2 separate regions of the Homo sapiens genome follow, and region 2 is linked to region 1. The links are chromatin loops, found by intact Hi-C in ENCODE. Cell type or tissue: heart left ventricle. All regions are shown on one strand. Links, peaks and the distances in the headings refer to the core of each region. The heading gives the core; the rest is flanking DNA.

What was found. Hi-C counts contacts between places; a loop is a spot of excess contacts. Peaks named below come from ENCODE experiments on the same cell type or tissue, not always from the same donor. Only the 100,000 strongest peaks of a DNase experiment are listed, where the experiment ranks them.
Region 2: it touches region 1 in a loop (7-fold over the local background); 68 of 110 quality-filtered maps call a loop at or near these places.

What each region holds. Positions count from the first base shown.
Region 1 is chr1:154,752,854-154,764,448 of GRCh38, reverse strand. The region is part of intron 3 of KCNN3 (potassium calcium-activated channel subfamily N member 3); the gene reads left to right. Among named protein-coding and RNA genes, the nearest start is that of KCNN3, 110 kb to the left of the region's middle. RefSeq lists a silencer at 3,568-3,937. In heart left ventricle, for the core only: CTCF peaks have their summits at 3,638 and 3,839 (motif pointing right); a DNase peak (open chromatin) is centred at 3,848; H3K4me3 peaks cover 692 bases; H3K27ac peaks cover 817 bases; H3K27me3 peaks cover 393 bases.
Region 2 is chr1:154,874,224-154,885,086 of GRCh38, reverse strand. No RefSeq gene overlaps it. Among named protein-coding and RNA genes, the nearest start is that of KCNN3, 9.4 kb to the right of the region's middle. RefSeq lists enhancers at 6,157-6,206, 6,006-6,590, 7,176-7,761. In heart left ventricle, for the core only: CTCF peaks have their summits at 6,199 and 6,402 (motif pointing right); DNase peaks (open chromatin) are centred at 6,436 and 7,246.

The sequences.
Region 1 (11,595 bases), core at 110-8,109:
AGACTGTATCTGCATTCTGTATATGAGGATGTTGAGACACAGAGAGGTTGAGCGATGTGCCTCAGGCCACAGAGCCAGCAGACTTGAGACTCCAACACCAGCCTGAGAGCCTTTTCCCTACCCTGAAAACATATACCTCCCATGCCACATCAGAGCCCACATAGCTAAGACAGAAAAAATAAAGGAAGCAGGAAGGAAGAATTTCAATACAAAGTATGAAAGAAGATCAGAGAAAAACAAACTTAAAATTTATAACAATCAACATAATTGTGTTTACCTCCTTGTTAAAAGTAAATGTCTCTTAGATGAGATTTAAAAGCAAAATTTAATTGCATGCAATTTACAAAAGAAGTACCTAGAACAGAAGGACCCAAAAATAAATGAAGAGCAAAGATTTATTAGGTAAGTACAAATCAGATGGCAAACGAATAGAAATTCTCATTTTAAACCAAAATGAATTCAAAACAGAAATCATTAAATTGTCCAAAAGAACCATTTAATATGGATAAAAGTGCTATATACAGTAAAACTGTGAATTTTATACAAAAAATGAGATTGATAATCTGAATTTTTAAATGTTTAAATTAATTGAGCACTTTGTAGCCTATAAACAAACATCTTCTTTTTAAGCATCCAGGGAACACTTTAAAAAATTGATCAACTTCTTGGTCACACATTTCAAAACATCAGAAAAGTTGCTCGGGCTGTATTCTCTGACCACAAGCCTATAAAACTCCAATTAAAGGACAACTTTTTGGTGGGACTTTTAAAGCAATCTCCTCAATTACAACAGAGAATTCAAAACTACCGTTAAAGGCTATTAGAAAATTACAACAATGATGACCCTGTACGTAAAAACTCAGGATGTGACCAAAGGTGTACTCAGATGAAAAACATCCTTAAAGTTTTTCAGGCACAATGGTGTGCACTGATAGCCCCAGCTACTTGGGAGGCTGAGGTGGGAGGATCACTTGAGCCTAGGAGTTCGAGCCAGTAGTGGACTATGATTGTGCCTGTGGATAGCCACTGCCTCAGCCTGGGCAACATAGGGAGACCCCATTTTTAATAACAAAAACAGAAAAAAATGAACAGAGAAAATAACTGAATCCATTAGAAGAACAAAACAAACCTCAGGAGGGAAGATTAAGTTTATAACAAAGGCAAAGATAGGAATTAATGAATTTAAAAACCAGAAAAACATAATTTATAAATCCAAAAGATACCAACTTCTAAAATATAAATTTAATTGAGAAAAAAGAAAACACAAAATTAGAAATTTTAATGGAGAATAACTACTGATTCTTAGGATGTTTTAATAAATAAGTGAGAATAGCTTAACTTTTTTTGAAAGAGAAGACCATTGAGGGGGCTTTCTCTACTAGATATTAAAATGTATTATAAAACTGAAAGTAATTAAGTCCCTCTGGCATTACTGAAAAATCAATAATGACAGATCAATGAAACCTAATGGAAAACACTGAAATAAACCCTACTATGTTAGAACCCAATATACGAGAAAGAAAACCAACTGGGAAGCGATAGATTATTCAATAAATGGTAATGGAGAAATTGGAAGCTTGGATGAAAAATCAAATTGGAACCCTAGCTCTCACCAGCCACCAAAATAAATTCCAGGTGGATTAAAAAGTCAGATGTAAAAGAAGAAACCATGAGCAAGCTCCAGAAAACAAAGTGAATATTTAATCAGCCCTGAGAGGAGAAAGAACTGTTAAGCATAAAATCTCAGAAGAAACATGAAGGAAAAAACTGGTGTGTTTGATTACATCATACACACAATTTTAGATTTCAGTCCCTCAAAAAATATGAACTTATTTAAAGAGCAAATGTTATGCTAGAAAAAGTATTTGCAGCAAACATGACAAGAGGTAAATATCCCTATTATACAAAGCAGTCTTAGAAACTAATCAGAAGAACTTATCTCCCCAGTGAAAAAAATAGGCTGAAGATAAGGCCAACTACAAAGGAAGAAATACAAAAAGCCAATAAAATAAAACACACAACACATATTCAGTCCCTCTAATCAAAGAACTGCAAATTATAACTACAAGGAGAATTACTTTTTCCCCTCTGGAGTTGACAAAATTTTAAATAAATATAACTCAGTGCTGGAGAATCTTCTTATTGTTGGCGGTGGGCGGGCATGGGGTTGTCTTACGCTGAGGGCAAGAAGGAAATTAGACCATCTTTCTGGAAAACAATTTAACAATTTGTCACAGGAGCCTTGAGTTTGTAACTTTGATCCAGGAATTCTCTTTCTAGGAAGCTATTTTAATAGAATAATCAATTTACATCAAACCTCTTCTGCATGGTGCAGTTTATAATAGAAAAGAATGAGAAACCAAGTAAACATCTAGGATTTCAATGGCTAAACAAGTATGGCACATCCATATGATGGGTAGTTAGCAAGAATTTTAAAAAATCAAATCAACGTGTTTGTTTTCGTTTTTGTTTGTTTGTTTGTTTGTTTGTTACTTCGTTGTTTGTTTTTGATGCGGAGTCTCATTCTGTCGCCCGGGCTGGAGTGCAGTGGCGCCATCTCGGCTCACTGCAGCCACCACCTCCCGGGTTCAAGCAATTATCTTGCCTCAGCCTCCCGAGTAGCTGAAATTACAGGCACCTGCCACAACGCCTGGCTAAGTTTTTGTATTTTTAGTAGAGACGGAGTTTCTCCATATTGGCCAGGCTGGTCTTGAACTCCTGGCCTCAAGTGATCCACCTGCCTCGGCCTCTCAAAGTGCTGGGATTACAGGCGTGAGCCACCGCGCCCGGCCTAAAAATCAATCTTTTGAAAATTACAGTAAGGTAGGAAAATATTCATGATGTAATATTTGAAAAAGGAGCGTACAAAATAGCATTATGTAGGATATTACCGATTTATAGATAGGTGCAGAAATACCTGGAAAATACATAGAAACATTAAGTTGATTTCTTTGTGTTACATGTAATATTTATTTATTTATGAGATAGAGTCTCGCTCTGTCATCCGGGCTGTAGTGCAGTGGCGCAATCTTGGCTCACTGCAACCTCTGCCTCCTGGGTTCAAACTATTCTCATGCCTCACCCTCCTGAGTAGCTGGGATTACAGGCGTGCGCCACCATGCCCGGCTAATTTTTGTATTTTTAGTAGAGATGGGTTTTCGCCATGTTGGCCTGGCTGGTGGTCTGCAGCTCCTGGTCTCAGGTGATCCGCCCGCCTCAGCTTCCCAAGGTGTACATGTGATTTTCATACATGTAAACATTAAGTTGATTTCTTATGACGTTACATGTGATTTTTTATTACTTTTTATTGTATTTTCAACAATGAGAATGAATATACATATATAAATTTTTAATGGAAAGAGGTAGCATTTGTTTTTACACACTTGACGAAGCCCCTCATCTTCCATAGGAACTCATGTTTTACATCAACGCGGGGTGGAAAGTAAAGCTGAATGGCTCAGTTTTTACACATAATTTTCTCTAACAAGCGCAATGCAAGTTCCGTCTTGAAGGGCTCTCTTCCGACCCGTCGGCCAGTGGCCTTGGTGGACAGGGCCGCGGGGCGCCTTTGCGGGGCCGGAGTGCTTCTTCGCGGGCGCGCGCCTCCCTTGGAGCCCCTCTGCGGCCGGCCGCTTATGGGAGCGCCCGAGCCGGCGTGCGGGCAGGTGGAGCTCCACAGGGGACGTGTGATCGAGGCAGGCGCCACTGGCTCTTCAGTAGCCTCCCGGGCGTCCCCGCGGTGTTGCGGGGTCCGGTGGGGAGAGGCCGCGAGTCCGCGGGTGGTTCCCGCGCGGCCAGGCGGTCGTGGAGAGGCCGGGGCCCGGGAGAGGCCGAGGCTCGCTCCGCCAGGGGGCGCAGGGAGGGCCAGGTGGGCGGTGTCCCCACCTGCAGGGACTCGCTGTGGAGGAGCAGAGCGTTCAGGTTTCCTCTCGCTGTGGCGACAGCCGGAGCGGCTTCAGGGCTGGGCCGGCGGCTCCAGGGCTGCTGCTAGCTCCTGGCTCCTGTCTCGAGTGGGATCCCATTCTGATTTCACCTGCGTGATTCACAGTCTCCAGTCCCACTCCGCGGCCGCTTTCTCGTTCTGTGATCTCGTATTCAGCCGTTCTTTCCTCTTCCTCATTGGCAGTATTTTTGTGCCCTTTGACACTTAAACTGCTCATTCGTGGCTAGTTTTTTTCGTACTTTTATATTAAATAATTATACATGACTTAGCTATTATAAGTAATGGCTGATATCTCTTAGAAAGGAGAATCAAGAAATAGGGAAATTATTAGCCAGCGTGGTGGCGCGCACCTGTAATCCCAGCTACTCGGGAGACTGAGGCAGGAGAATCGCTTGAACCTGAGAGGCGGAGGTTGCAGTGAGCCAAGATCGCACCATTGCACTCCAGCTTGGGAGACAAGAGTGAGACTCCGTCTCAAAAAGAAAGAAAGAAGGAAAAGAAAGAGAGGAGAAAGAAAGTGGGAGAGAGAGAGAAAATAAAATAAAAAAGAAACTGGTAAAGCAAGGAAAATTTCCATAAAATTTGCATTCTGAAGCACTAAGTTTGGGACTGTGGGTGCAAAGTGAAATCCATATTGCATTGAGAAACCATTCCATTTTTTCAGTCAAGTCAATCCCCAAATTATTCCAAATTATTTGCTGCATTACACCAAACCTGGGTTTCCCTTCACTCTCTTCTGCTGGGAAGTCACCAGTGTCTTTTGTCTCCAGGATTTTTGCCTTAGGGAGACCCAGTTAAATGCCAGGGTTCCTTCTTTAACTGGGGAGGACTATCTGACCTTTGTCACTGGAATGAATTCCTTCCCAAGTCTGCCAAAGATGGTACACAGTGACAGTTAGTGCCATGCTGGGTGTGTAGGAGAGAAGTGACTTCCTTTCCTACAGCGGATGCCTAAGGGCATGGGGCTTCATTCTCACCCGCTCCCCCACCCACCTCCTTGGAGGGGCTGAGGTAAGGAAAAGGAAGGGGTTCCTGTAAGTGACGTCAGCCACATCTATTTGTGGGCTGACATTAGTCAAGCAGGAAATCCATATTCTGTCAGCTTTTCCATCCTTCAACTTTGGGGTTGTTTTGTTTGCCCCTCGTGATCCCATTGTGCCCTACATTTCCGGTGCAGACCCCTCCCTCAAAGGACGGGCACCTCAGCTCCACAGGGCCCCTTCTCCATGAGTTTGGTGTCCTAGGCTGGCTCTCAGGAGCGCAGCTCTTCACCCCCCTGTGTTTCCCCTGCCCTCCACTGCCAGCTTGGGGCCCCCGCGCCAGGCTGGGGTAAAGCCCTGCATTCCTGGCTCACATAGCGCAGCTGCTAGAAGGGTTTTTAAAAATGTGATTTTTTTTGGCCGGGCATGGTGGCTCACACCTGTAATCCCAGCACTTTGGGAGGCCAAGGTGGGCAGATCACCTGAGGTCAGGAGTTCCATACCACCCTGGCCAACATGGCGAAACGCTGTCTCTATTAAAAATACAAAAATTAGCCCAGTGTGGTGGTGAGCGCCTGTAATCCCAGCTACTCACGAGGCCGAGGCAAGAGAATCGCTTGAACTCAGGAGGTGGAGGATGCAGTGAGCCGAGATCACACCATTGCACTCCAGCCTGGGCAACAGAGCAAGACTCCATCTCAAAAACAAAAACAAAAACAAAAACAAAAACAAAACGATGTTCTCCTTCCATTTAATACAGACTCCTCTGTTCCCTGAGACTTGGCCCCAGTCCCCCAGAGGCTGAGCTGAGAGGGAATATGGGTGAGACATGCCATATTCCTTGAGTACCCCACCTCGTTCCATTCGGTCTGGATGCCTGCTTGCCCCCCACTGCACAGAGAGTTTAAGGGCAGCCAAAGTCCCCTGGCTGCCTTTGAGTAGTGGCCCTGGAAGCCTGCTGGCCCTAACACACCTGGTCATTTTGTTTTCCCAAAAGGCGCCTGGGAGCCGCCTGGTAACACAGCCCCTGCGGGCCCTCTCAGACAGGGCCAGACATGCTGCAACGGGCCCAGATGGGCTCTGACACTCCCACAATAGAGGGGGCACAGAACTTAGTAAAACTCCTTTTAAATATCTTAAACATGTTTCAGCTGAGCCAAGGGGAAAACACCTAGTACACAGTGGCAATCGCACCAGCACAGGATCCATCCTGTGATCAGGACTGCCTGAACTCAGGGTGGAAAAACTCGGTTTGACCCCTGGTTCTACCATTAACCTTGCACTTGTACTTAACCTGACCAGAGTCATGCAGCCTCTTTTGAACACCCTCTGGGACACTACTTTAAAAGACTATCCAATCCATTTGCAGACAGCTCTGACTTAGAAATCTCTTCCTATTATTGGTTAATATTGGTTAAAACGTGTAGTTTCTGTCTTGGGTCCTAACTCAGTTCTCTGGGTCCGCACGAAAGAAGTTCAAGTACCATAGGCTGGCGGTTAAGCCATTGACCTCTGGGAAGATGTGAGCGTGGAGCCTTGCTTATGCTCTTACTAGCAGGTGACGTTGGGCCAGGAAAGGGGATAATTCACAAAAAGCCCTTAGCACAGTGTAGAACATTTAGCACACGGTGAGTACCCAGTGAAGCAGCCAGGTATTTCTTTTTCTACTGAAGGTCCCTTGAGTATCCAAAGTCAGGTTGAATCTTCTCTGCTCCAACCCAGTGGTCTCCAGTCCCCTCAACCATTGTCACAGGACTTCTGGTCAGACTCCACCCTCTCGCTCACTCTCCTCCCCTGGTCATCAGTGTCCTCATGAAGCGAAGGCCCCAGAACGAACATAGTGCCCCAAGTGTTAGGCATCCTCCCATTTCCTCGGCATTATTTTCCTTTTAATGCAGCCTGAGAGTGGCCCATATTCTTAGGGCAAAGGGCTCCCAGGCATAATGGCCTGGGAATTAGGGAGCGAGACCCAGGGCCCATCTCTGTTTAGATTGGGCACTCTTGACAGTTCCATTCTATAGCCCCATGCTCTATTGTTAACTTTTCTTCAATACAATTGTAAGGGCCTTGTTTAGCCTGAATCCTGCAGGGAGCAACTTGCACCCTTGTTCCACATGGCCACTACCAGATAAGAGCCACAGCTCAGTAAGGCCAGAGGAGTGGTTCAGCCACGTGGGAACCAGCCAGGACTCAAAGAGACAAGAGGCTCCTGTCCTGTTTCCAGCTTTAGCAAGGGAGTTGAGGGCTGGCCTGAAGTCCATTTCTCTCTGCCTTAGTTTTCCTGCTGATAAAAGCAATAGTTAGTTTCTCAGGCTCCCGCAGATTTCTCAACAGATTGTTTGAGCACTGAAGTTGAGATCTCTCCTGCTCTCTGGACACATCTCATACTGATTCCCCCCATACCCTATTTCCTACACAGGTCTGTCCTTTACCTGGACATTCTCCCTCCTCTGCCGTTTCCCTTCATCATGCTTGCTCCCGGAGAATGCAGGCACTCTCACAGGAATGCATCCATGCATCCCAAGTGGAGCATTGAGCCACGCCTCTCTCTGAGCTGCAGTGCTCTCATGAGAGACTTGCTAAATAATAATACTGTTATGTATAGGTGTGGAGCTCTGCTATTCACCAGGCACTGTGCTAGGAATTAAATATATCTTAAAGCATAAAACACACATGATTTTTTCCCTCATGGGCTTACAGTCTACCAGGGAAGACAGGTAACAAGTAAGGAAACAAAAAGTAGATAATTTCAAATCTATGACATATACTGTGAAAGTGGAAAAAAGAAGTTTGCAATGATTCTTTTTTAAAAAAAAATTTATGGCATTGGATTGGGATCCTACTCATCTGGGGCCTGCTTGGAGGTGTCTCTGGGGAGGTGATGCTTCAGCTGAGGTCTGAAGGATGAGAGGAAATGAGCCCTTCACAGACCAAGAGGGTGAGCCTTCTGAGAAGAATGAGAAGACTGCACCAAGGCCCTGAGCTGGCAAGGAGCCGGGGGGAAGGAGTCACTGGAAGGAGAGTAAACAGATGAAGGGGGGTGTGGCAGGGACTGAGCCGCAGAAGGGGGCAGGAGGCTGAAAGTGAAGGGCCCTGAGTGCCATGTTGTGGGGTTGAACCTAAGTGCAGTGGAAAGCCTTTAAAGAGTTTTATCTTTTTATTTACTTGTTGTTTCTTCTTCTTCCTCCTCCTCTTCTTCTTTTTCTTCTTCTTCCTCTTCCTCTTCCTCCTCCTCCTCCTTTTCATCGTCGTCGTCTTCTTCTTCTTTGCCTTTGCCTTCTTGTTCTTCTTGCTCTTCCTCCTCCTCTACCTCCCCAACCCCTCCTCCTCCCCTCCCCATCCTCCACCTCTTCTTCTCTTCTTCTTCTCCTCCTTCTTCTTCCTCCTCTTCCTCCTCCTCATCTTCCTCTTCCTTCTTCTTCCTTCTTCCTTCTTTCCCCCTCCTCCTCCTCCTTCTTCTTCCTCTTCCTCTTCCTCCTCCTCCTCCTTTTCATCATCGTCTTCTTCTTCTTTGCCTTTGGCTTCTTGTTCTTCTTGCTCTTCCTCCTCCTCCACCTCCCCAACCCCTCCTCCTCCTCCCCTCCCCATCCTCCACCTCTTCTTCTTCTCTTCTTCTTCTCCTCCTTCTTCTTCCTCCTCTTCCTCCTCATCTTCCTCTTCCTTCTTCTTCCTTCTTCCTTCTTTCCCCCTCCTCCTCCTTCTTCTTCTTTGCCTTCTTCTTCTTCCTCCTCCTCCTCCCCTCTCTCTCTCCTCCTCCACCTCTCCTCCTCCTTCTTCTTCTTTGCCTTCTTCTTCTCCTTTTCCTTCTTCCTCTTCCTCTTCTTCTTCTCCCTTCTCCTTCTCCCTCTCTCCCTCTTTCTTCCTTCCTTCCTTTCTTCTTTCTTTCTTTTCTTTCTTTCCTTCCTTCCCTCCCTCCCTCCCCCTCCCTCCCTCCCTTCTTTCTTTCTTTCTCTCTCTCTCTTTCTTTCTTTCTTCCTTCCTTCCTTTCCTTTCTTCTTCTTTCTTTCTTTCTTTCTTTCTTCCTTTCTTTCTCCCTTTCTTCCTTCCTTTCTTCCTTTCTTTCTTGTCTCACTTTGTCACCCAGACTGGAATGCAATAGCATGATGACAGCTCACTGCAGGCTTTAACTCCTGGGCTCAAGCAATCTTCCCACTTCAGCCCTCTGAGTAGCTGGGACTACAGGCATAAGCCACCATGCCTGGCTAAATACAAAAATTTTTTGGCGACAGAGTCTCTCTATGTTGCCCAGGCTGGTCTTAAACTCCCAGCCTCAAGCAATACTCCCACTTCAGGTTCCCAAGTATTAGGATTATAGGTGTGAGCCACCATGCCTGGTGCTTTTGAAGGGTTTTAAATAGGAGAGTAATACAATATGGTTGCTTCTAAAAATATTACTTTGGCATCTTTGTGAGTAAATTGGAGGTGGCAAGAAAACTACTAGGAGGACTAAAAAGGCTACTGCAGCAGGCCAGGCAACAGACAAAAGTGACTTAGAAGGGCGGTGGTGGCGGTGTAGAGTTCTTGAATACATCCCTGCACCATGCCAAGTTTTATATACATCTTCTCCTGTACTGATGTCCCACGCATCAAATCTGTGATCAAACTCATCATGTTGCCCCTAAATTCTCTCTCTGCTTCTCTGTTTGTGTCTTCTTTTTCTCAGGAACTTTACCCGTTAGTATTCGTTTTAGGCTGCAAGTGATAGGAAACCCAAAACAACAATAGCTTAAACAAAACAGAAGTTCTGTCTGACGCCAAAGAAGTCCGGAAAGGTGTCTATAGCAGGTATGCTGCTCTATGGCATCATCAGGGACGCAGGCTCCTTCTCCCTTGTTGCCCTGCCATCGTTGGTACGTGGCTTCTTCCTCATACTTCAAGAAAGCTGCTGGAGCTCCAGCCATCCCACCTACCTTTTAGCCATCAGGAAAGAGAAATGGACAAAATAAGGTTGTTTCTTTCTTGTTAAGGACATTTCCTCGAAGTAACACATGTCACTTTCATTTACATCCGTTGGTCATTCACATGGCGGGAAAATGTAGTCTTTATTATTGGTAATCATTGCTCCTTCCTGGGCGCTCTTACTAATGAAGAAGAGGAGACGTGCTGTTGGGCTGCAACCATCTCTCAGGCTCAAATCGTTCCCCATCCTTATGCCACTCCCAGCCCCATTTCCAGCCCTCTATTTAGGCACCAAGCTCTATGGTTCTTATTCTGCGGTGTCGCTTGAAGTCATCTCTTCCTGCTACCTCCCTGACACAGATCCCTGTCATCTTACACCAGTTTACAGAAGTAGCTTTTCTGGCTTCCAGTTACCGTTCCTACTATTACCCCTCAAAAACCTTCAATTGCTCCCTCTAGAAGATTAAGTCCATATTTTTAAATTTAGTGACCAAGGCCCTCCATCATGCAATTCCAGTCAACCCATGATAAAACCGGTTTGGTTCAATTTTAGTAACATCAGCAACAATGGTAATAATGATACTTTGCATTCCTACATGGAAGGTTTTATTGCTCACAGAAGGGACAGCACATGGCCCCTGGAGTCAGAAACGTGCGCTCATAGCCTGGCTTGACAACGGACCAGCTGTGCGATCCTGGGCAAGTCACCTGCCCTCTATTAAATAAGCACCTGCGACTGGCTGGTTCCTGATAAACCCTGAGCCCTTTCCTTTCCTGGGCCTCTTTCTTGGGATCTGTAGATAGGAAGTAAGCCTGGTCTACCTGCTTCCCAGGGGATTAGGAAGTTCAAACAAGAGGAGACCTGAACAGCTGGGGGAAACATAAAACACTGGACATCCTCTTCTGTTTTTCACCACGACCCTATGAAGTGAGCAGGCAGGACGGGGAACCCACGGTCCCTATTTCGTGGATGAGGATGTGGTGGCTCAAGGAGGCTCATGATCTGCCCTGGCCCTGACTTGTAGGGCAGTGGAGGAGGCCTGGGCCCTTGGGACCCCGATCGCCTGTGGCAGGGCTTTTGGGGTATGTGTTCCACTGGGGAGGTGTGTTACAGAGTGAGTCTGTGTTGAGACAAAAGGAGAAAGAACATAAGACGCAAAGTTTTTCTTTCAGCTTGGACTGTGCAGTCATTTTCTAATTTCTTTGAGGTCATGCTGTTTGGTACCTAGGAAAGGAATTGTGATTGGTGTTCTAGAAAAACAGTGATTTTTAGGGGGAAGCCACTGCCTATTAGTAAGTACAGGCAGAAGCGGCTCATTGTCCTTGAATGCCATGATGTCTGTTTTCGAGGGGTGGGGTGGGGTCTGGTGACTGGCTAGACTTTTTTGGAGAAAATGTATAACAAACTTAATAAAGTAAACATCTATGTTGTCAAACTTACTGAGTTAAGTAGATGTGAATATAGTTAACTGAGTAGTAGCTTTAGAATTATTTTGTCAAGTTTAACATGTGAAATTGTTCCCACTTAGTTACCAGTATTCTTAAATTGTCTTGTTTATAATTTAAACTGTGCATTTTATTTAGAGAGTAAATGTGTCTGGAGGCTTTTCATTATTTCAGAAATTAGAGGATAGATTCCTGAGGTGCCCGGCCTGTCCCTGAGGCCACGTGATGCAGAACTGGAGGCAGGTGAGTCTGAGCCGGGTGCTCGGAGCCTAGTCAAGGGTGACCACAGGCCGAGGGAGGAGAAACTTCTGACATGCAGTGTCCTCA
Region 2 (10,863 bases), core at 1,655-9,654, 120 kb before region 1:
TTTAACTAAACATCATGTGTGTTCAAGGCCTCTTTGAATAATGACCCTCTCAACGCTGGATCTTGACCCAAGTTCAGGAACTGGAAACATCTGGATCCTGCTGGGCTAGAAAAACATGTGTGACCCCTAGATCTCTATCCTCACACAGAAAGCAAGGACAGCTTTCAGAAGGGGACTCACAACTGGAAATTCTAACAGGTAAATATTAGTATCATTAAGAAATCTTGCAAAGGTGATTATTAGCCATCTCTTGTCTGTCGAGTTCTGTTGCTTTTCTTTCTTCTCTCCTTTTCTCAGTTTTTCTCTCTCCCCTGTGTCTTTCTCCTCCTTTGCCACATCTGTCTGCCTCTTTCCTTCTCGTCTGTTTTTCTATTCTCTGGTCTCTTGTTCTCGCTCTTTGTCTCTTTCTGTCTCTTGGAGCATTTCTCTGTCTCTCTTGCTTTGCTACCTTTCTCTCTCTGTCTTTCTCTTTCTTGTATCTCTTGCTGACCTTGGGGTCACTCCCTTGGTTTTCTCCATTTAATGGAGCCCCAACTTGCCTTTGATGGCATTTGGGGAGGGCAAAGTTAGTCGGACTCTCTGAACTTGATTGGCCTCCCGTGACAAGGATCTCTTTTCACAGGGTCTGGATTTAAAGTGTGAAAATATAAAGAGCTTTTTCATTCTGACTCGCACATATCCCTACTTGAGCTGAAGCATTTCCAGACAGATAATCATCAGGTTTCCTACAGGAAATTAAAGACCTCAGTACCGTGTAGTTGTTTAAATCACCCGTATTGCCCATTAGGTTTCATGAAAGGCTTTGCTTCCCTGGTATGTGATAGAACAAATCTTTAATAAGATTTTTCCCCCAATTTTTCTAATGAAGTCGGTCGTGTGTGTCCTCTAGATAAGCTCACAATAAGGCCAGCAGGTTCCCATTTTGGTATGAGCCGGTGCCTCACCCCTTCTTATCTAAGCCACAAGGACACGGAGCTGGCACATGTCCTCAGAGTCCACACTGGGAGCTGCCCCGGGGACAAGAACCCCTACAAGTAGGAGCATTCAGACCTCTGGCTGGATTGGCGGATGTGGCCATGCAGTGCCTTCTGTCCAGGAGCCAATGGCACCCCCACTTCTGCCTTAAGCCCCCCGTGTGCCCACACTCCTCTGGTTACCATCTGCTTCAGAGGAAGTCAGGCCCCAGTCTAGCCAAGATGGTACTCCTCCTTCCTTTTCTTGGTGGTTGGTTTAGGTCTGAGCATTTAACCCCCCCTTTTTCATTTTTATTTTTTTTGAGACTGAGTCTTGCTCTGTCACCCAGGCTGGAGTGCAGTGGTGCGATCTCAGCTCACTGCAAACTCCGCCTCCTGGGTTCAAGTGGTTCTCCTCCCTCAGCCTCCCGAGAGTAGCTGGGATTACAGGTGCCCACCACCATACCCAGCTAATTTTTGTATTTTTAGTAGAGACGGGGTTTCAACATGTTGGCCATGCTGGTCTCGAACTCCTGACCTCAGGCAATCTGCCCGCCTTGGCCTTCCAAAATGCTGGGATTACAGGCATGAGGCACCATGCCCCAGCCTAACCCATTCTTTGACCAGTGAGATGCAAAGGAAAGTCTAGGGACTTCTGGGACAAATGTTCTCATTATTAAAGAGATCCACAGCAGGGGGCTTCCCTTCATTGCTGTTGCACTTGAAGGTTGGCAATGGGATGCCTCAGTGTGCCCTGGCTACCTTGTGATCAACCTGCTGAGGATGGCAGAGCAGAAAGTCAGGAAGAGCCAGTGCTCATGGTGACATGTGCTGCCAAGTTAATGACCCCGGGACTGTTCTACCTCTTGAGTTTTTAGTGTGTGAAATAACAAATTTCCTTGTTTTTAAACTCTCTTGAGGTTTTTTTTTTTTTTTGACTGGCAATTGAAAGCATATTAGTAGACACAGACAGGACCACAGAGGTCCAAGATGGGCCCCCATGTCTTCTGAGAGAGGTCTGAGCTCACTGAGAGAAGGGTAGGGTGGGGACAAGCCTTGGGATCGAAGGCCCTGCCTTGGAGCAGTTTGTCGTTCCATGCTATGACAAACCATGGGCAAGAAAACCTCTCTGAGCTGAAGTTTCCTTGGCTCAAAATGAGTATTGAGTGCATCACAGATGCTCAATAATCATCAGCTCTCTTCTCTTCAGGTATGCTTATCTTCCAGTTATTATTATTATTATTTTTTGAGACAGAGTCTCACTCTGTCGCCCAGGCTGGAGTGCAGTGGCATGATCTCGGCTCACTGCAAATTCCACCTCACAGGTTCAAGCAGTTCTCCTGCCTCAGCCTCCTGAGTAGCTGGGATTACAGGCGCCTACCACCATGCCCGGCTAATTTTTGTATTTTTAGTAGAGATGGGGTTTTACCACGTTGGCCAGGCTGGTCTGGAAGTCCTGACCTCAGGTGATCCACCTGCCTTGGCCTCCCAAAGTGCTGGGATTACAGGCATGAACCGCCACAACAGGCCTCTTCCAGTTACTTTTAATGGGACCAAGAGGTGCCAGGTACGGAGAGCTATTTAATGACATTTCAGTGCTGGGGAAATTTTACACAGAGACCATTCTAAGTCCTTTACCCACAGTTGCTCCAAGTACAAATCACGTCTCTAATGCCAGCACCAGTGTTGAGGGGGAGGCAAATACACCCAATTCTCAATTCTCCATGGTGATGAAGAATGTGGATAATTGAAAACAGCAGATAATCCCCGAACCTGCTTTGAGTCACTGACTTCCACCGCCTCCCCCATCATCACTTTTCTGGTGCAGCTGACAAAATGCCACATGCACGCACGTTTCTTCTCTCTCTTCTGGTGGATCACTTGGCAAAGCTGCTTATCCACTTCAAAACCGCCAAGTCTGGGGTGACAGGAGAAGCCAGGGGGCTGAACACCACCTCCCCAGCCAAGAACAGCCTGGAAGCTATACCACTGGGCTTGGCCTTGGAGTGGGTTCTGTCCATCCCTTAGGTTAGTTTGACTTTAATCCCTCCAAGCTCTTCAGGAGGTCAAAGACAAGAAGGCGCAGGATCCTGCAGGTGATAGTGAGCACCAGAGACACTGGGCTCCTGTCCTCAGATGGGCCCTGCCCAGGCCAGCCAGGGCGCAGCTAACTTCACGTGAGCCCAGAGCTCCTTCCTACATGCCACACATTCCTGGAAACCAGGGTGCCTCCCTCTCCCTTTCCTGAGCAATGGCTGGACTAAGGTTAATTGTATTCCTCGAATTTAAAGCTTTTAGAGTTCTGATCCAAGACCCCTTCTCGGTCCGTGAAACCCCTTCATATGAGAGGGATGAAAAGTGAGGAGAGAAGGAAATGAACCTTCATCAGGCACCTGCCTAGCACCATGCCAACCTCTTCACAACTACACTTCACAGGGAGAGCAGATCTTTTCAGCTAGAACTTGTCTAATCTGGAGTAGGAGATACTGGCTGCCTGCTTGTCTCTGGCAATCTGTTCTTCTGGACAATTTCTGCCTTGGTACCAGTACTACACAAATCAACTTCCTGCAGTCTCAGACCCAGGGTTCAGGTCTCTCAGGATTTCTTGCTATCTTGTCCTTTCTCTCTACGGCCAGAAGCTCGTTCGATCAGCTGAGATCCTTGGGTCTGAGGACACTGGATGACCCAAAACTTCTCCATTGGGCAAGGGGGAGTTGACAGCTTACTTGGCCCTAGTCAGGAGATGCAGAAGTGTGCGCCCTGCTGATCACAGTTAAAGCTCACACTGCTAGGAACTGCGGTAGTAAGATGTTAGGGGCTGCGAGGGCGGGCTCCCACCCTTTTTCCTTTTCCTTCTCTAGCCCTCCTGGTGGGCTCAGAAGCTTCTATAATGGAAGTAGCAAGAAGTAAGTAGGAAGCCACTGGCCTTTCTTACTCTCTGAGGCTCACATGTGCCAGTTCCTGGGGCTACCAGGAGGCTTAATCACTGGGTTTGCCGGAGGAGAAGATAGTGTGCTAAGAAAGGAGGATTAGCACTCGCCAGGTCTCCCAGGAGTTCCTGTGTTGGGCCACAGGGATTGCCACAGCAGCACTCTGTCATAAAATCGGCCCTGGGAACACAATTTCGGAAATAATCAGAGGAGGCGAGGTTTCTTAAATTGTAGGAAAAAGCTCCCTGGTTAGAATAATGGCTTCTATTTGGCATCCATTCTCTCTCAGATGTGCAGCCTCATCCATTCCCATTCTGAGGCGTGACTTTCAAACACCAGATGGGAAGAGAGCCAAGACGAGGGTGCTGGGCCTTGGAATCTGAAACTCAGTTATTTCATCCTGGGCAAGTCCCTAGGCCTCTCTGGGTCAGTTTTTCTTTGTAAATTGGGATGATAAAAACTGCCTCACTGAGAGAGACAGTGGTAGATTGAAGGATTTAGAGAAGCCTTCCATCCTGCCCTCCATCTCTCCCTTTCTCTTTATGTATAAATATATATATATGTGTCCACATGGATATACACATATACGTGTGTGTAGGTATCTATATGTATGTGTATGTATGTGTGTCTATATATACGTGTGTGTGTGTGTCTATATCTATCCCAAGGATCTCTGGGATGGAGGTGGGCTTCCCTAGTTCATTCACATTTCCTCCAGGGTTGATGCACGTGGCAGGGGGGATTCTCTGCTGGTGGTCAGGGTGGAGCAAATCTAACTTTGTCCTCCTCATGGCTATGCCCCAATGTCACCAGGCGTTAGGGTCTGCGTGAGACAAGCACAGCCTCCAGAAGGCAAACCCAGTGGCCACAGACATGTGGGGTGAATTGCAGGGCCTAGCGCACTTCCCTCTGTGCCCTCTCTATAAAGGTTTGTGTGGCCCTGCGGGCTCTGGAGGTGAGACCAACTTTGCTCTGCCCAGTAGCATGTGATCTTTGGTTTGGATGCTCCACATTGGACCTATGTCTGTGGCTGTGTAAAGTCTTGTGGCCTTGGTGACTTGGTCTGATGTGTAGGTGGGTAGGTGGGGTGTCACATGAATAGAGGTGACAATGCTCTGATTTCAAGGTGGGGAGCCCAACAGTGAAGGAAAAGTTCTGGTCTAATGGTGGGGACAGAACAGCAGTGACAGTGTCCTGATCCCCTGGAGAGGCTGCTCATGGAGGTGGTATGCCCTGGTCTCATGGCAGAGACCCTGGTAAGGAGCATGCTCTGTTTTCATGGTGGGGAGACTAGCAGTGGTGATAATGATCTGGTTTCCCAGTCGGGACAAACAAGGGGGCCTGTGTGGCAGTGGGGAGCCAGGGTGCTTCTGCCTCAAGGCAGCAGAGTGGCCAGGAATCCAGCTCAGAAAAGTCCTGGACCTGTGGTTCTCAAATTAGAGCAAAATGGCTGTCAAGGTCTTTCCTGCAGTCACTGCCCATGTACACAGCTGTGGCGCCTCTCCTCTCCCTCCTTTTCCACTCAGCATCCCACCTGAGAGACGCTGGCCACAGTGATTAGGTGTCCGATTTGATGGGGGGCCTGTTAAGACGCTATTGCTTTTCTAATTCTGGCTAAATCGACATTGGTTTTGTCAATCTACCTACATAGGTCAAGCTTGTTGCTTCCAATTTCAGGTGATTTCCATCTTGTCACTCTCTCTTTCCCTTCTCAGCCCATCTAATCCTTGGGTTCTCCAGCTGCCCAGTACTTCCTGTGCGGCAGCATCACTGCCTCTGAGGCTCGGCAATTAGAGACTTGGACTCCAGCAGGGAGGGCATCTTCGGATTATTACTGCGGAGGGAGAGCCCGACTGCGGTGTCCATAGCAACCCTCCGGCTGCCACCTTTCCCAGGAGCGAAGGGAGGCAAAACAAGGGCGGGAGGCAGGAGAGGGGCCTGGCCTTCTGCAGGATTCCTGTCAGAGGGCTGGGCACCCAGGTTGCAGCTCCTGACTGTGCCTGGTGGCTGTGCTGAGGGGAGAGGGGGCTTCTTCCCTCGTTTCACAGCAGCAACCGGGAGTGGAGCTGTGTTGGTGGATGCCCCATAGCAACCGAGAGATGATGGACCAGTTGAAGGGGACCATCGCGGAGGCCGGGCTCGAGTCCCGGCTTTGTGCCTGACTCACGAATGAGTACAGGCAAGTCCCCTCCCATCTCCGGAGGTCTTCTCTTGCTAATAGGGTGGTGGGCCTGGAGGCGCCTCTGGCATCCTGTCCAGCCCTCTCATTCAAAGGCTTTATGGTGCCCTCACCCGGGACAGACAACAGATGGTTTCTTCTTCCCCAATGGTGAAAAAACCCAAGGAAGCCTGGGAAATAAGAGCGACTTTTGCAAAATATTCACAGAAGTTGATTCTGGCACCAGATCCAGTCCCTGGGCCTCCATGGAAGGAAGCAGAAAGCTGAGGCCGGGGTTCAGATGCTGTCTGGGGGCTCCCTCGCATCTCCCAAGGTGCCTGGAGTGCGAAGCTATGTGCATACGCCACCAGCAGAGGCCGCCACACTCCTCACAAACCCGCCACAGGTTGCTCTGCCCCCATCCCCATGGGTGAGCACTGACCAGCTCGGACCGCAATCTCAGAGCCAGGGCGGGGCGGGGATCTGCTACTGGCCACCTGGGGTCCAGGGAGGGGCTGGCTCAGGGGGCTGTGGCCTCAACTGCCAGCCGGCCCTGCTCGTCCCTCACTGCCCTCCCTGTGGGAGAGACATCCATCCAGGCCCACGAGACACTGGCCGCCTTCTTCCCTGCTAGGAATCCATGGCTGCTCCGGTCTGGGCCCTCCCTTGGGCTGCTGCTCAGGTGCCTGTTCTGCATTTGGGAAACTGTTAGAGTTTTTTTTTTTTTAAATTATTATTATACTTTAAGTTTTAGGGTACATGTGTACAACGTGCAGGTTTGTTACATATGTATACATGTGCCATGTTGGTGTGCTGCACCCATTAATTCGTCATTTAGCATTAGGTATATCTCCTAATGGTATCTCTCCCCTCTCCCCGGAAACTGTTAGAGTTTTTATTTTCTGTGAGTCGTTTGAGACTGGGGCCAGGAAGCTGATTTATTCAGCAAATCTGAATTGAGAACATGCTCTATGACAGGCCCTGTTTTGGGCACTGGGGTTATAGCAGTGAATAAAATAGACGCAAATCCCACCCTGTGGAGCCAAGTCTCCAGTGGGGGTGGGTGTCATCACCTACACCACAGTGTGGGGCTGGGCAGGACACACGCACCCAGGATGGCAAGTGATGGCTCTCTCTACCGAGTCGGCCCCATGCAGACAGTGGACCTACCCAGACTCTGGGGCCGAGGCTTCCATGCTGAGCCCTTGTCAGTCAGGGGTCTGCACAGACCCCTCTCTTGTACTGGCCAGTGCACGTCGGCAGCACTTCACCGTGTGCAAAGTATGCACCTCCACTGGCTCCCTGTGAGCCCGGCAGGCATCTTGGTGACAGAATGTTGGCAACCTGTGCCCATTTCCCATGCCTTCTTTCCAGACACGGTATCAGCACCTTCCATTCGACCTTTGACTCCCTCAAGTAAATAAACGTTCCCATCCGGACTGACTCATCTGGTTAGAACAACAAGTTCCTACACCAAAGCCTCAGAGAAGGGGTCAGGAGACACATTTTAAAATGTATCTCAGTTTTCACAAGACAACTGTGCAGGAGGTGTGAACGATCCCAGTTTCACAGGCTCAGAGGGGCGCACCTTGCTCGTCATGGTCCCTGGCAGGAAAATGGCAACTCGGAATCAGATGGACCGATTCCCAGCCCAAGACTGCTCTGGTGCCTGGCCTGGCCTGGCCACTCCACTGTCTTCTCTCCATGTTAGGGCCATCCTGGCCTCTGCAGAGTTTTAGAAGCAGAATCACCAACCTTTGTCCAGACAGATCTCCATGGAGCTGCTCTTTTGAAACCTTTTCCCACTCCTGTTGTTAGAGGGGGTTTCATGGAGGACCTGGGTGGGAGTGGTGGGCAGGAGGGATACTTTCTCTGGAAAGCAATGAAGTTCAGTAGCAGAGGCTGAGTGGAGAGGTTGTGACCTCTCAGAGCGCATAGACCTGTGTGGCTCATGGCTTGGACTCTCCCCTCCCACTGTGAACAAGAGCAGGCCAGTTAACCTTCTCTGAAATTTGACTCAGTTTCTTCATCTATAGAATGGGCATACTAACTTTACTCCCTGGCGTGTTGGAACCATGAATGCCCACAGTTGGCCCTCAGTAAATGCTCCAAGTGTAGGGAGTCAGGCCGTATGTCCCCTTTACCTTGACACTCAGATGATGCAAAAGAGCTCCAGTTTTTCTTTAGCAAAGCAGAGTATGGGGAGGAGCCTGTGTGAAGCTGAAGACTCCTTGGCACCCATAGGTGGCTGAGAGTTGTTGGTGCGTGGCCAGGGGACAGGTGACATGCTGTAGTCCTACCTTGCTCCTCAGATCATGGCTTGCAGGGGCAGGGGTTAGGTGGGCATTCATTATAAGAGGCTTCACCCAGGGTCTAGACATCCAGGGACTCTCAGGAAAGAAGTGTGGACAGAAGGCCTACACTTACCAGTTGGCATTCCTGGTGGCCAGCCGGGCAAGTAAGGGGCAAGTAATGTGTCCTGGGTCAAAGTGCCCAAACTCTCAGTCAGGCTAAACTCACTCACCCTCTTACCTGCTTATGTATTCAACACACAATTTGGGTGCAGCGTGAAGTGCAGTGTTTTGTGTGTGTGTGTGTTTTCCAATTTATACCATAAGCTCCTGTCACCAAGGAGCTTATGGTGTCAATTAAAATCAGGGAAATTAGCCAGGCGTGGTGGCGGGCGCCTGCAATCCCAGCTGCCCGGGAGGCTGAGGCATGAGAATCGCTTGAACCTGGGAGGCGGAGGTTGCAGTGAGCCAAGACTGAGATCGCGTCACTGCACTCCAGCCTGGGCAACAGATTCTCTCTCTCTCTCTCTGTATATATATATGATAAAATCAGGGGAGAGAAGACATATATCTATAGACAACACCAGTACAAAGCAAGAGGTGAACAGTGTCCCCAGAGAGATACAATAAAGTGCCAAGGGAATTCGGAAGAGGGAGATAATGTCAAATTGAGGGAGGAGAGGAGGGGAGGTCAGGGAAAGCTCTGGGCAGGGGTGGCACTTGTGCTGCTCCCTAAATTCTCACAGGACAGGACACAGAGCAAGAGGTGGGCTGGAAGGGCTTTCCAGGCAGAATGGATGGGAAAGAGCACAGACAGACCCAGGTTCAAATCCATGCCTAACTGGTGACCTTGAGCAAACTACTGAAACCTTTCTAAACTCTAGTTCATGGGAGTAAGAGTGGCAACGATGAGGCAATAGAACCTCCCCAGCCAGCCTTCCAGGGCTGCCAAGAGTTGCAAATGAAATATTTTACATAAAAGCAGTTGGAAAACTATAAAGTGCTCTGCAAACACAGGATTTGTTTTTATTATTGGAGCATTAATTAATCCAGTAATGAAGCTCCTAGATAAGAACACAGTAATGACTGAACCCACATGGGCTAATGAGCTGTTCAGCCTAAAGCTGTCCAACCATTCAGAGTCTGAGAAAGGGGGTGGTTAATCTTTATGACCCTATCCTTACCAGGTTAAGGGTATCCCTCCAACACCACTGGCTTTTCTAGAAAACCTGCCATTATCTGTCATTTGTGTCTAAACTCCCTCCATCCATCCATCCATCATCCATACATCCATACATCCACCCATCTATCCTCCCATTCATCCGTCCGTTCATCCATCCATCCATCCACCCACCTATCCACCCATCCACACGTCCATCTGTCCATCCATCCTACTATCCATCTGTCTAATAAATCTTTTTTTTTTTTTGTGATGGAGTCTTGCTCTGTTGCCTAGGCTGGAGTGCAGTGGTATGGTCTTGGCTCATTGCAACCTCCGCCTCCTGGGTTCAAGCAATTCTCCTGCCTCAGCCTCCTGAGTAGCTGGGATTACAGGCGCTCGCCACCACGCCCAGCTAATTTTTGTATGTTTTTTTTTAGTAGAGACGGGGTTTCACCATGTTGGCCAGGCTGGTCTTGAACTCTTGACCTTGTGATCGGCCTCCCAAAGTGCTGGGATTACAGGCGTGAGCCACCAGGTCCGACCAATAAATCTTTAATGAGTAATTCATAGCCAGGCACCGTGATCAGTGTTGGGGATACTGAAAAAATTTAGAGCCCTTTTATGCAGGTCACAGCCTGTGGGAAAGACAGCCATATAAACCATGAACCACTACTTTTCTTAAACCTATTTTCAGTTAGTTCTACCTTTTGGGGATAACAAGGTCTACAGACAATAGATTATGGAATTTTAAAGCTGAGTGATCTTAGAAATCATCTTTTTTATCTCACTATTTTACGGATGAGGAAATTGTGTTTATGATTTGTTGTGAAAAGTACTGTGACTTTCCCTTACTTGCCTTCAAATGACCTCATCCAGGTTTCAAGTTTAGTCAGTTCGATTAATCTTTACTAAGCATCTATTGTAAGCGGCTCTTCGGAAGAGCTGCAGTACAGCTGTGAAGAAGACATCATCCCTGCCCTCAAGGAGGTCATGGTCTATGGGCAAAGGACACATATGGAGATAACAGCTGTGTTGCTCCGTAGAGGCCCTGTTAGCACAGGGCACTGAAAATACAGAAGGAGCTCCTGATTTGGGTTTGGGGAGTTCAGGGGAAGCTTCTCAGAAAGAAGACCTTTGAGCCATGTCTTGAAAGGCAAAGAGAAATGTGTTAGATGGAAATCTGGGGGAAGGGCATGCCAGGCAGAGGGCATGGAGATGTGAAATAGCATGACTTACGGGAGAGCTACAATAGGTCGGTGATGCTGGGGCTTAAGGAGGAAGGTGGTGAGGAATGAGCCTGGAAAGGAGGGCAGAAACCGAGTGCCAGTACACTTGATGTGGAGCCAGTATGGCCAAAGGCCACCCCTAC